4 separate regions of the Homo sapiens genome follow, and regions 2, 3 and 4 are each linked to region 1. Evidence: chromatin contacts called from ENCODE Hi-C or POLR2A ChIA-PET data. All regions are on one chromosome and are shown on one strand. The core of a region is the stretch at or near the end of the contact, and the rest is flanking DNA. Distances in the headings are between cores, read along the strand shown. Region 1 holds the start of CNPY3-GNMT (CNPY3-GNMT readthrough). Region 2 holds the start of RSPH9 (radial spoke head component 9). Region 3 holds the start of POLH (DNA polymerase eta). Region 4 holds the start of TAF8 (TATA-box binding protein associated factor 8).

Region 1 (2,700 bases), core at 47-2,546:
TGTCCGAAACTTACCCCAAACCCACTTTCCAGTGTTTAGGGAACATCTGGCCTGATGTAGGCTTTCAATTCAGATGAGAGATTCACAGCCAACTTTCTGGGGGCCCTGGGGTTACGGGGCTAGGAAGGCAGGCATGACTGTAAGGTCTGAGGAGAAAACTAAGGGACGGAGTTGAGGAAAAAGAAATAGGTCCTTTATAGTCCTGGCTCGCTGGTAGCTCCCTCTCTCTCTCTCTCTGTAGTTCCTCAACGCCTATGTCTTTGGGACTCACCTTTTCTCCAAAGTCCTAAAATCTTCTTTCAAGTTCCCCATAGGCTCTATTGTTCCCCCAAAGGGCTCCTCAGATCCAGATCCTCCTCCTCACACACACCCACAGTCTCCCATTTAATCATCTGTATTCTCAAAACATTTATTGAGTGCCTACCAGACACTGTGTGAATACGTATCTAAGACAAAAATTCCTGCCTTCGAGGAGTTGTTAGTGGGTGCAACAGACAACTACACAGATTGGGTTGCAGTGAGGGCAAAAGGGGAAAGTCTTAGGTTTTTTTCCCCCAAGATGAGTCATCTGGAGCTTTTCAGTTCCTCAAACTCGTTCTTAGCTTCTCAGCCGGCAGGCCTCTGCCTCTGTAGTTTCCTGAGTGGGCCCCTCTCTTTCCACTTCTCTTCATCCGGCTAACTCCTAATGCCTCTTCGTGCTTCCTGTATGAAGCCCTCTTTGACTCCCCTCTGCACACAGCCTTCGCCCACCCCCTCCCCCACTCCAGGCTAGACCAGATGCTCCTCGTCCGGCCCCCAAAAGGAAGCTCTGTACCTCCCCTATCATGGCATCTACTACTCTGAATTATCATTGCTTGTTTCTACCAATGTGTGAACTCCAGGGGTACCGGGACCAGATCTCTCGTCCGCCGCAGCGTCCCGGCGCAAGCCTGTTCAAGGAAGGAAGACACCCTGCAGAGCTCGGAACCTTGCAACCCCCGACGCTGCTCCGCAAGCACCACCGCTGGAGCCAGCCCCTCCGGCAGGATACGCCCCACGGGCCCCGCCTCCTCACCTTCGCATTTGCTGGGCAGGCGAACCCAGTCGTTCTCCTCAGCTCCGGCCTGGCTCGGGCCCAGCTCCGGGGCCGGCAGCAGCAGCAGCAGCAGCAGCAGCAAGGGAAGAAGCAGAAGACAGCGGGACGCGGGCTCAGGCATTGAATCCATGGCCCGGCCGGGCCCGGACCCTAAAGGACCGGGCGGTTCCTCCTCCCGCGGCGCGCGCGGAGCAGTTTCCCCTCGCCGCTTCCGGGACTGCACACGTGCCTCCGAGCAACCACGACAACAGCTAGCCTCCCGCCCGCCCTCCTCTCGCAGCCGCAGCCCGCCTTCAAAGCGGACCAAGGCCCGCGGACGGCGCAGCCAATAGGCTTTCTGGGGTTTGCTCTCTAGCTAATGGGAAGACTATCTTTTTACGCCCTTGGCCAGTAAGAGAGCAGATGGTGGCCTCAGCGACCTATGGCAAAGTCCTTTCCCACCCCCTAACGGAGGCTCTGGGAGAGAGAGGATGCAGGACCAAGACCCGAGAAGAAGCCTGCGTCTGGGCCTGGGTGGGACGGATTCAGGCGCGCAGGTGCTGGAAGATGTGGGGAAGGCCGTCTTCGCGGCTTTCTCCGCCTCCTCGAACGTCACTTCCCTCCTGGGGTCCTAATGCCGCAAGTCCTTACTGAACATCTGTTTTTAAATTTTATTATTGGTATTGTGGTTGTTATAGCCGGGCACTCTTGTAGGCGCTTAAGGTGCAAGCAGGACGACTCAAACTGTCCCCAGCCTTCACACTTTTTTAGTAGCCAGTAGATTTGTCCTAGTGAGAACTAGAACAAATGACTTCCTCTCTGAGCCTGTTTCTATTTGTATGACGACAAAGTGATCCTCCTAGCTGCTGTGGGAGCTTGCCTGTTGTTGGGAAGCTCAAATAGGTTAATAGAATTAAAGCTTATCGAGCAGATTGTAAAAAGTTCAGGCATTAATTTTCTTTTTGTATGTAATCCCAGCCCCTTTTACTGCCCTATTATTTATTTCTTGATTCTGAGCTCTCAGAAGGCAGAAATTTAGCCGATTAACGATTGTCTCTCCCTTCCGCTTCCCCAGCAACAACAGGGTGCCTGGCACAAGGAGATACTCAGTAAAACTCTCATCTGCTGTGTCATTAAGGGGAACACTTAATGGCTCACGCCTGTAATCCCAGCACTTTGGGAGGCCGAGGCGGAAGGATCACCTGAGCCCAGGAGTTGGAGACCAGCCTGGGCAACAGATTGAGACCCTGTCTCAACAAAGAAGAAGAAGAAGAAAAAGGCCAGGCGCCGTGGCTAATGTCTGTAATCCCAGCACTTTGGGAGGCCAAGAAGGGAGAACTGCTTGAGGCCAGGAGTTCGAGACCAGCCTGGTCAACATAGCGAGACACCCCCCCCATCTCAAAAATAAATAAATCAAAATAAAAAATAAAGAGGAGGCCGGGCTTGGTGGCTCACGCCTATAATTCCAGCACTTTGGAAGGCCGAGGTAGGTGGATCACGAGGTCAGGAGTTCAAGACCAGCCTGGCCAAGATGCTGAAACCCCATCTCTACTAAAGATACAAAAAGTTAGCCGGGCGTGGTGGCACACGCCTGTAATCCCAGCTACTCGGGAGGTGGAGGCAGGAGAATTGCTTGAACCTGGGAG
Region 2 (2,928 bases), core at 286-2,785, 720 kb before region 1:
GCATGGTGGCTCACGCCTGTAATCCCAGCACTTTGGGAGGCCGAGGCGGGTGGATTACTTGAGGCCAGGAGTTCGAGACCAGCCTAACCAGCATAGTGAAACCCTGTCTCTATTAAAATTACAAAAATAATAAATAAATAAATAATTGCCAAGCGCGGTGGGTGATCCCAGCACTTTGGGAGGCTGAGGCGGACGGATCACGAGGTCAGGAGATCGAGACCATCCTAGCTAACACGGTGAAACCCCGTCTCTACTAAAAATACAAAAAAAAATTAACCGGGCATGGTGGCGGGCGCCTGTAGTCCCAGCCACTCGGGAGGCTGAGGGAGGAGAATGGCGTGAACCCAGGAGGCGGAGCTTGCAGTGAGCCGAGATCGAGCCACTGCACTCCAGCCTGGGCGACAGAGCGAGACTCCGTCTAAAATAATAATAATAATAATAATAAATAAATAGCCAGGTGTGGTGGCACGTGCCTGTAATCCCAGCTATTTGGGAGGCTGAGGCAGGAAAATCGCTTGAATCCGGGAGGCGGAGGTTGCAGTGAACCAAGATAGCGACACTGCACTCCAGCCTGGGTGACAGAGCAAGACTCTGCCTCAAAACAAAAATAAATAAATAAATAGCTGGATGGTCCTGTATGGTAGTGACCAGGGAATTTTCCCCAGCTCTCTCCCCATTCCGCATTCGTTCTCTATTTCCAAAAGCGCCTCCAGCTCCAGAGCAGATACCTCTATCAAAGAGCACCACCCTCTCCCTCTGGCGTCTGACTCTTCTCCAAACTGAGCCTTCTCCAAACTGAGCCAGGCCCAGCACTTGGCTGGAACCTGGCTTCTTCTCCAGGTCCGCATTTTCCAGAAACCTTCCCACTGCTTCACCTGCGTTCTTGGCCCTGTCTCTCTTATAAACCCATCCGCATGTAAGTTTCTCTTGGCCTCCTCAGGCGGAGAACAAGCTCTCGCAAGGCCCCGCCCTCCGGGGGACATCGCCCGTCCATTGCCCCGCCCTCTCAGGCTCCGCCCTAGCCTCAGATTCCGAGACATCCCCATCCCCGCCCTTTCCCTCAACCACCTCTTGACCGTCCCCAGGCCCGCCCCCCAGGGTCTCCCCCATTCCACTCATCTCAGATCCCGCCCACACCTCCCTTGGCCCCATGGGCCCCGCCCCTTTCAATTGCTGCGACCCGCCCACCCCGCCCTGCCTCCAGGTAGCCACCCTCTGGGGAGCCCGTCCCGGGGGCCTCCTCACCTATAGAGCGTCTTGCGCGGTGCGAGCTGGTCCTCACTCAGGCCCTGCGCGATGTAGTAATCGGCGACGAGGCCAAGGATGCGGCCCCAGAAGAGAACCCGATCATAGCGGTAGTCGCGCTTAACCAGCATAAGAGACGTGAGCAGCGAGGCCCGACGGTCCGGGCTGAGGCCCTGCCCACTGCCGGACGCCAGCTCCAGAGACAGCAGGAGGCTGTCGGCGTCCATCAGGTCAGCGGCTCCGCTCAACGCCCGTCGAGTTGCTAGGAGAAGCCGCCTCCATGGAGACCTGAAGCTCCGCCCTTCCGCCTAGCTGGACGCTAGGTTCCACCCACCCCACCGCCTACCGCCCAGACCTCCTCCCCACGGAGGCCTAGGCATCAGCCCCCTCCCTCATCCTTTCCAGAGTTTGGGACGGGATGTCTTCAGTTGCCACGGCCACAGTATGGCTTCCCCTACAGTTAGGCTACAGTTGGGGTTGTAAGTCCAAACCCAGCCTTTTTCCATAGATATTTGGCCTTCCCTGAGCCCTTTCACATAGTCGACATTTAGAGTCTTTACTGTATATGGACCTGGGGTCTGGAAAGAAAACAATACAAAACCCCAACACTGACACTAACTGTACTATTTCACCCCAGTCATGTCACTTCTTGACCTCAGAATGATCTGTGAAGAATTTGAGATTCCTCCTGGCTCTAATTAAGATTCTGTCAACCCGACTACCTCCACCCGCACCCCACCCCAAGCCAGGTCTTACAGAATGAGGTCCATCCATTCTCTTCCATCTTCACCAGCTGTCTTCTTTATCTACCCTTTCCATAGAAATATTCTAAGTGACAAATGAAAATCTAGGCAATGGGGGCAAGGTATAGGGTAACACCTTGGGAAAGGAGGGTGAGGAGAGAGATACAAAAAGGGGGACTTTTATAGACTACACTTTCTCATCAACTACCACCTTTCTCATCAACTACCAACTACCACCAACTGTTGTTTTTAGATCCAAATGGTAGCAAGAGATGAAAGGCCAGAACCTCACTGCAACTGGAGCTTCACTCCCTGGGCTAGATCACTTCTCCACATTCACTTCTTGAGTCCCCAGCCAAGGACAAACAAACAGGTTCCTCAGCAAGCTTGTTGCCACAGGAGATGGGCTTTATCGTTAATGTTGCTAGTTGATATTTTCATTTCTGGATTCCTTTGAAGAGCACTCAGGAAATCAGAATGACCTGGGCCCCAGCTGATAAATAAGTGTGTAAATAACCCAGATAATTACTTTTTTGATTGTCTGGGCATTGTTGGTTTTCGGGGGTTGAGACAGGGTCTCACTTTGTCACCCAGGCTGGAGTGTAGTGGTGTGTGATCTCAGCTCACTGCAGCCTCAACCTCCTGGGCTCAAGTGATCTTCCCACCTCAGCCCCCCAGGTAGCTGGGACTACAGGTGTGTGCCACCACACCCAATATTTTTTGTATTTTTAGTAGAGACGGGGTTTTGCCATGTTGGCCAGGCTGGTGTTGAACTCCGAGCTCAAGTGATCCACTCACCTGAGCCTCCCAAAGTGCTGGGATTACAGGTGTGAACCACCACGCCCAGGCTTAGGCATTGTTTAGGAAGGCATTGTTATGAGATCAGCCTGACCAACATGGTGAAACCCTGTCTCTACTAAAAATACAAAACAGCCGGGCT
Region 3 (2,917 bases), core at 12-2,511, 650 kb before region 1:
CTACTTTGAAGTGGCTTTTCAGTAGTACTGGAACAGACTGAGCCAACAAATAGTATTGTAACACAAAAAAACACAGGCTAAGCACCATATTAGATCCAAATACCAGAAGTGGAGCAAGAATAGGAAGCAGTGATTTATGTTCAGCACACAATTTACTAAGCACACAATCACAAAAACAGACATGCAGACTTTAACAGATAATAAAGCTGTTGAGGTTTTCCGTTTATGTATTTACTGGAGAAAGCAAGAGCTTTATTTATTTATTTTTGAGACGGAGTTTCGCTCTGTCGCCCAGGCTGGAGTGCAAAGGCGCGATCTCGGCTCACTGAACCTCCGCCTCCCGGGTTCAAGCGATTCTCCCACCTCAGCCTCCCGAGTAGCTGGGATTACAGGCGCGCACCGCCACGCCTGTATAAAAATACTAAAAATGCAAACATAATTTTTGTATGTTTAGTAGAAACGGGGTTTCACCATGTTGGTGAGGCTGGTCTCGAACTCCTGACCTCAGGTGATCCGCCCGCCTCCGCCTCCCAAAGTGCTGGGATTACAGGCGTGAGCCACCGCGCCCGGCCAAGAGCTTTATAAAGATGGAAAATGAAGAAGACTTTCTGCCCAAGCCATGCTTTTGGATAAGGATTACACTACTTTGAAACCTTATACATAGCACTTGGCCAATTATCAAAACTGCACAAACCTTCACTGATTGCAATTATTCCCTTTAAACATCTCGAGTTACCCCAATCCGCACAAAACAAGTTTAGTGCCCACCAGGTAATAATACATCCAGGAAAGTAATTCCAAGAGAGAGGTTTAACAACTACAGGGAAAAACATACTTTTTTCTACAAGAAAAATCTTAGAAGACAGTACCAGGGCCTTATCCCTGTTAGCATGATTTATATTTCACGCAACCTTGGCCCAGTCACTGCTACATTATAAAACCAATAGCCAAGGCAACATAGAAAGTCTGAACACAGTGACAGCGAACGGTTCTAAATTTTCTTACCAAGGTAACAAACACCTGGCAAAACTGCCAGCAGCGGTTGCCGAAAATGCTGGGTTCGGTGCCTACTGGAAGGAAAATGGAAGGGCTCCTGAATATCTTTTCGCCTTTCTAGGAGCGGTCCAGTGAGTTTCGAGCGAGATTTATTCCCTGTGACGACGGAGAAACCGAGAAGGGATCGTAAAGGATCCTGCCCGGGCAACCGTCCCCAGCAGGGATCAGACGAGAGCGGCGCGCCCAGCAATGCAGCCGCCAGACTGAGGTCTGACAGCGCGCCCGCTGCGAAGGGCCGTTGACGCGGCTGCGCACCGCGGCCCTTCCGCCTCCCGCCCCGCCCACCTAGGCTCAACCTGCACACGGGAGCCGCCACTTCCGCGGGCGCGTGCGCAGTGGCGGGCCGGGCGCGTGCGCAGCGCCGGCTTCTTCCCAGCGCGAGTTGCTGCTAACGCTCCTCCTCCAGCTTCCCACCCCCGCCGCCCGCCGCGGCCCGGTACCAACGGGTGGTCTCGCCGAGGGAGCTGTCGTGCCTCGTGGTCCCGGGACTGCAGTGGTGTGCGCTCTCGGCGCGTGGCGCTAGGCATGGCGATGGATCAAGTAAACGCGCTGTGCGAGCAGCTGGTGAAAGCGGTGACGGTCATGATGGACCCCAACTCCACCCAGCGCTACCGGCTGGAAGCCCTCAAGGTAGCTGGGGTCCTGGCGTCCTGGGCCGGTCCCGACACCCTCTCCCAGCCCCAGCAGCTCCGGCGCCGCCTGTAACTGGGGTAGTCTCCCGCCCACGCGGCCCCTGGACCTCCTTTCCCAACTCCCCGGGACCTTCCCCTCGCGGCCCTCCGCGCCTCTCCCAAATCGCCGCCTTCTCTACTCGCCGCTCCTGTCCTTTGCCTGGGACACTCCGGTCCCTATGCTGCTTCTCATCTCGCCGCAGCTTCCCACAGCCCTCTCCTCCCCCTTTCCTCGCTTCTGTGCACTCTTGTCCGCAACATGACCCTCGCCCATTTTCATTCCCCAAGCCCGACATCCCCTCGCCTTCCCGAGGCGCACGTGTAGATCCCGCCCCCAACACCAGCTTCGTTCTTTATGGTCTCTCCTGCACTAAACGTTTTCCTGCTGGCCCACTCCCCTGGCCCTGACCGAGCTCCAGCCCCTCTGGTACCCTTATGCTTATATGCTTTAACATCTCGCTAACTTTCGTTTGTGTCTTGGACATTTTCCGGGGAAATTCTCGCACCCCTACTTCTCCCATGTTTTTGAGTGTAATATTTTTAGGCTATTTTGCGCAAAGATAACTTCTACCACTTACTTTGCATTTTAACAAGGGCACTTTGGTTTCCTGAAAGTAGTTTGCGTGAGACCCGAATGCTCTGCTCTTGGGACTGACTTATGTTGCAGTTTGGGGGTGTTAATACAATTCAAGCTTACTTGCCCATAAAACAACGTGTGTGGGCTGTGAGAAATGGCCATTTAGGAGAAAATACTTGTGCTGTACATTTTTAAAGTGATGTTAACTTCAAAAAAGAGAGTGACCACCACTTGGAGGAAATGTTACAATATGTAGATGTCTGCCACAGGGTTTGGAATCAGAAACAATTGGGTTCCATTAGTTTGGTTTTTATTATTAATATTTAAAATAGACACAAAAGTGGAGAGAATACGACAGTGATTCTGCATGTTCCTGTCACCTAAATTCAGCAATCAAAGATTTTACCGCATTTACTTTTTCCACCGCCTATCCTCTCTCCCTGCCTCGAAGGTTTTTAAAAGAAACCCTAGAAATTGTTATTTCACCCCTATGTACGTCAGGGGGATGTCTCTAACAAATAATTTCTTATTCCTTTGTGTCCATTTTTTTCCAACACTAGTAGGGCTACTGTTGGCCGTAGCATGGAAAAAATCTGGAACCATCACGCTGGAA
Region 4 (2,851 bases), core at 6-2,505, 880 kb after region 1:
ACGTTGGCCAGGCTGGTCTTGAACTCCTGACTTCAGGTGATCCACCCGCCTCAGCCTCCTAAAGTACTGGGATTACAGGCGTGAGCCACCACGCTCGGCCCATTGTGCTGTTTTCTTTTCTCAACTTTTTACATTAAAAAAAATTTTTTTTCTCCCCTCTTAAGAAAAAAGTTTGTTTCTTAAATCCTCTCAAACACTATCACAAAGCAGGGCACAGAACTGATGTTGGGGTTGACTCCAAGGCCAAGTGTTTCCATGTACTCACAGCTCTGCAGCATCTCTGTCAGCGTTTCCACGGATGCTTTCTCGGCACTCTCAAACCCTGCCTCTGTCAGCAAGGAGCTCACAACCACCTGCAGGGTTCTCCTCCGGGCCAGATGATAGTTATCGGCAGGGTTAGTGGACTGTTTACTTCCCGATCTCTGTGAATCAGCAGAGAGATTTTCATCCACAGGAGAAGGATGCAATCACATAGTTCATACGTGGTCAACGGCAAGCAAAGTTATTTTACTAAATAATTTTATTTTAAAAATCAGTGCTTAATGTTTAGATTTACAGATCTTGGCCAACTGAGTAAAAATTGAGCACCCAAGGTGCTTTAAATACAGAGACCACTTCTCCGCTTACCTAAAACGTACAGTCCCAATGAGATAAAATAGCAGGTCTTTTACTTTCTACTTTAGCAGATTATTAGAATACATAGCTGAAGAAACACGCATGATGGGATTAAGACGTGTCCCGCAGAAAAAACAGGATCCCTCTCTTGTGCCTCCCATCTTCACACCATTTCATTGAAAGGGAAAATGAAAACAGTAACAAGAGGTGACCGCGAGGAGAGGAGGGCAAAAGATAAAAGCACAAAAAAGTAAGAAAGCTAAATATTTTGAAACGGGAATGCCTTTCAACTTTGGCCGGCCAATAAGAAGGCGAAAACGGCATCTTCAGACCAATCGGGGGTGTTCCGGGCTCCCAACCCCCAACAGCGAACGAGCCAATCAAGACACAGGTCCGCCAACTCCGGAGGCCGCAGCCAAGTCCCAAGGAGGGGGCGCCTACGGCCTGAAAACACCCTCCGCCAGTCGGAGCTCATGATGGGGCTGAATTTCTGGGCATTATCTTGTTGCTCAGTCGAGGGGAAAGTTGCAGGATACCCAAACTCTCTCGGCTCCGAGCCCGCGCTTCCTGCCCTTACCGTTCCGGAGCCACCGGCCCCAGCTGTGGCCGCCGCGTCGGCCATCTTGTTCTGGCGTAGTGTGCGCGAGCGCGGGGCGCGATGGGACTTGTAGTCGCGGGGCGGGGCGGGGCGGGGCGGCGTGCGCCCCTTGGTTTTCCGAAGCCCAGTCGGTTGGGGGACGCCTCCGGTGACCCCGGCTCACGTGACTTTTTTTTTTTTTTTTTGGATACAGAGTCTTGCTCCGTTTCACAGGCTAGAGTGCAATGGCGCGATCTCGGTTCACTGCAACCTCCACCTCCCAGGCTCAAGCGATCCTCCCGCCTCAGCCTCCGGAGTAGCTGGGATTACAGGCGGGCACCACCACGCCCCGCTAGTTTTTGTATTTTTAGTAGAGACCGAGTTTCGCCATGTTGGCCAGGCTGGTCTCGAACACCTAAGCTCAAGCAGTCCGCGGCCTCGGCCTCACAAGGTGCTGGGATTACAGGCGTGAGCTACCGCGCCAGCCTCACGTGACCTTTTGAGAGTGAAGTGTTCTGGGGCCTTCAGTGGCTTGGTTGTGGGCCAGGAAAACGCGCCCGGTTTCACTGAGTTAAAAGAAACCTATTTTAATATGAAAATCGGTTCTTATAAAGAGCATACCAGGAGATCATCTACACTCGCAGGGTTTTCCAAACTTGTCTTATTATTAGTAACACCTGGCTGGGCCCAGCCCAATCCCAGTGACTTCACTCTCTGGAAGAGGGGCTTGGGAATCTTTCTCATTAAGGAGCTCCCCAGATGATTCTTCTGAGCGAGTAATGTTGGGAAACCCTGGAGCATCCAGCCTGGTGATTTTGTGCTGAGGGCCGCCCCGCCTGTCAATGGCCCACTTGGAAGTAGAGCCTGGACCACCTAGTCCAAGTCTATCGCTGCATCCTGCTGCCTTCGCGCCCTCGACCCGCAAGTATTTGCGAGGCAAGTCTAGGGGGCGGGAGACTTGTCCCTTGCCGCCTCACTCCCAGGGCGTGGGGTGCCCGCGGCTACCAGTGGTTTTCTCCCTAGCCTGTCAGCCCCTCTAGCTGCGCCGTGTTCGTCCCCATTTGCAGGTGCCTGGCAGGACGCAGATTCTGGGCTTGGATCCTAACACTAGCCAGCTATGGTACTTCGGGCACTTGACCTTAATCCTCAGTGTGTCTCAGTTTCCTCTTCTGTAAAGCTGGGGGAAAGATGAGATGATACACAGAAAGAGTCTGTCACAGTGCCTGACGTGTAGTAAGAGTCAAGAAATCGGCCGGGCGCGGTGGCTCTCGCCTGTAATCCCAGCACTTTGAGAGGCCGAGGCGGGTGGATCACCTCAGGTCAGGAGTTCGAGACCAGCCTGACCAACATGGTGAAACCCCGTGTCTACTAAAAATACACAAAATTAGCCGGGCGTGGCGGCGTGCGCCTGTAGTCCTAGCTACTCGGGAGGCTGAGGCAGGAGAATAGCTTGAATCCGGGAGGCGGAGGTTGCAGTGAGCCGAGATCGCGCCACTGCACTCCAGCCTGGGCGACAGAGGGAGACTCCATCTCAAAAAAAAGAAAAAGAAAAAGAAGTCGCTCCTCATGATGTTGTTTACTTCCTGGATAGCACGTGGAGGAGTTGCCAACGCCGGGAGGCAGCGGTCCGGGAACCCGTGCTGCCCCGGCCCCGCCGCC

What was found. A loop is a pair of places that touch in the nucleus more often than their neighbours do. ChIA-PET counts read pairs that join two places held with the same protein, here RNA polymerase II (POLR2A). Pooled maps may share reads with other maps.
Region 2: a pooled map shows a loop between it and region 1 (4-fold over the local background). The contact joins the promoter of RSPH9 here to the promoter of CNPY3-GNMT in region 1. A Hi-C loop is called at or near these places in 1 of 50 pooled maps. POLR2A ChIA-PET finds 5 or more read pairs at or near these places in 3 of 52 experiments (GM12878, HEK293 and activated CD4-positive, alpha-beta memory T cell).
Region 3: a loop to region 1 is called in a map of naive thymus-derived CD4-positive, alpha-beta T cell, with 14 times the contacts of the local background. The contact joins the promoter of POLH here to the promoter of CNPY3-GNMT in region 1. A Hi-C loop is called at or near these places in 1 of 168 maps with a recorded cell type or tissue (naive thymus-derived CD4-positive, alpha-beta T cell) and 11 of 50 pooled maps. POLR2A ChIA-PET finds 5 or more read pairs at or near these places in 3 of 52 experiments (GM12878, PC-9 and activated T-cell).
Region 4: a map of naive thymus-derived CD4-positive, alpha-beta T cell shows a loop between it and region 1 (28-fold over the local background). The contact joins the promoter of TAF8 here to the promoter of CNPY3-GNMT in region 1. A Hi-C loop is called at or near these places in 2 of 168 maps with a recorded cell type or tissue (CD8-positive, alpha-beta T cell and naive thymus-derived CD4-positive, alpha-beta T cell), 2 of 37 single-sample maps with no recorded cell type and 10 of 50 pooled maps. POLR2A ChIA-PET finds 5 or more read pairs at or near these places in 5 of 52 experiments (A673, CD4-positive, alpha-beta memory T cell, H1 and 2 more).

The regions. Positions count from the first base shown.
Region 1 is chr6:42,928,076-42,930,775 of GRCh38, reverse strand. CNPY3-GNMT (CNPY3-GNMT readthrough) reads right to left here and starts at 1,296. Exons shown (of 5, transcript NR_134892.2): 1 at 1,055-1,296. CNPY3 (canopy FGF signaling regulator 3) reads right to left here and starts at 1,296. Exons shown (of 6, transcript NM_006586.5): 1 at 1,055-1,296. The coding sequence starts at 1,205. RefSeq lists enhancers at 578-687, 998-1,257, 900-1,401, 1,708-1,757, 1,768-1,817 and 1 more.
Region 2 is chr6:43,643,643-43,646,570 of GRCh38, reverse strand. RSPH9 (radial spoke head component 9) reads right to left here and starts at 1,535. Exons shown (of 5, transcript NM_152732.5): 1 at 1,246-1,535. The coding sequence starts at 1,472. RefSeq lists a silencer at 1,928-2,116.
Region 3 is chr6:43,574,529-43,577,445 of GRCh38, reverse strand. POLH (DNA polymerase eta) reads right to left here and starts at 1,261. Exons shown (of 11, transcript NM_006502.3): 1 at 1,006-1,261. XPO5 (exportin 5) reads left to right here and starts at 1,408. Exons shown (of 32, transcript NM_020750.3): 1 at 1,408-1,686. The coding sequence starts at 1,582. RefSeq lists an enhancer at 992-1,241 and a silencer at 1,262-1,461.
Region 4 is chr6:42,048,928-42,051,778 of GRCh38, reverse strand. TAF8 (TATA-box binding protein associated factor 8) reads right to left here and starts at 1,255. Exons shown (of 9, transcript NM_138572.3): 1 at 1,193-1,255; 2 at 266-422. The coding sequence starts at 1,237. It also overlaps a transcript of CCND3 not described here. RefSeq lists enhancers at 529-1,080, 750-1,299, 1,081-1,632 and a silencer at 2,769-2,851.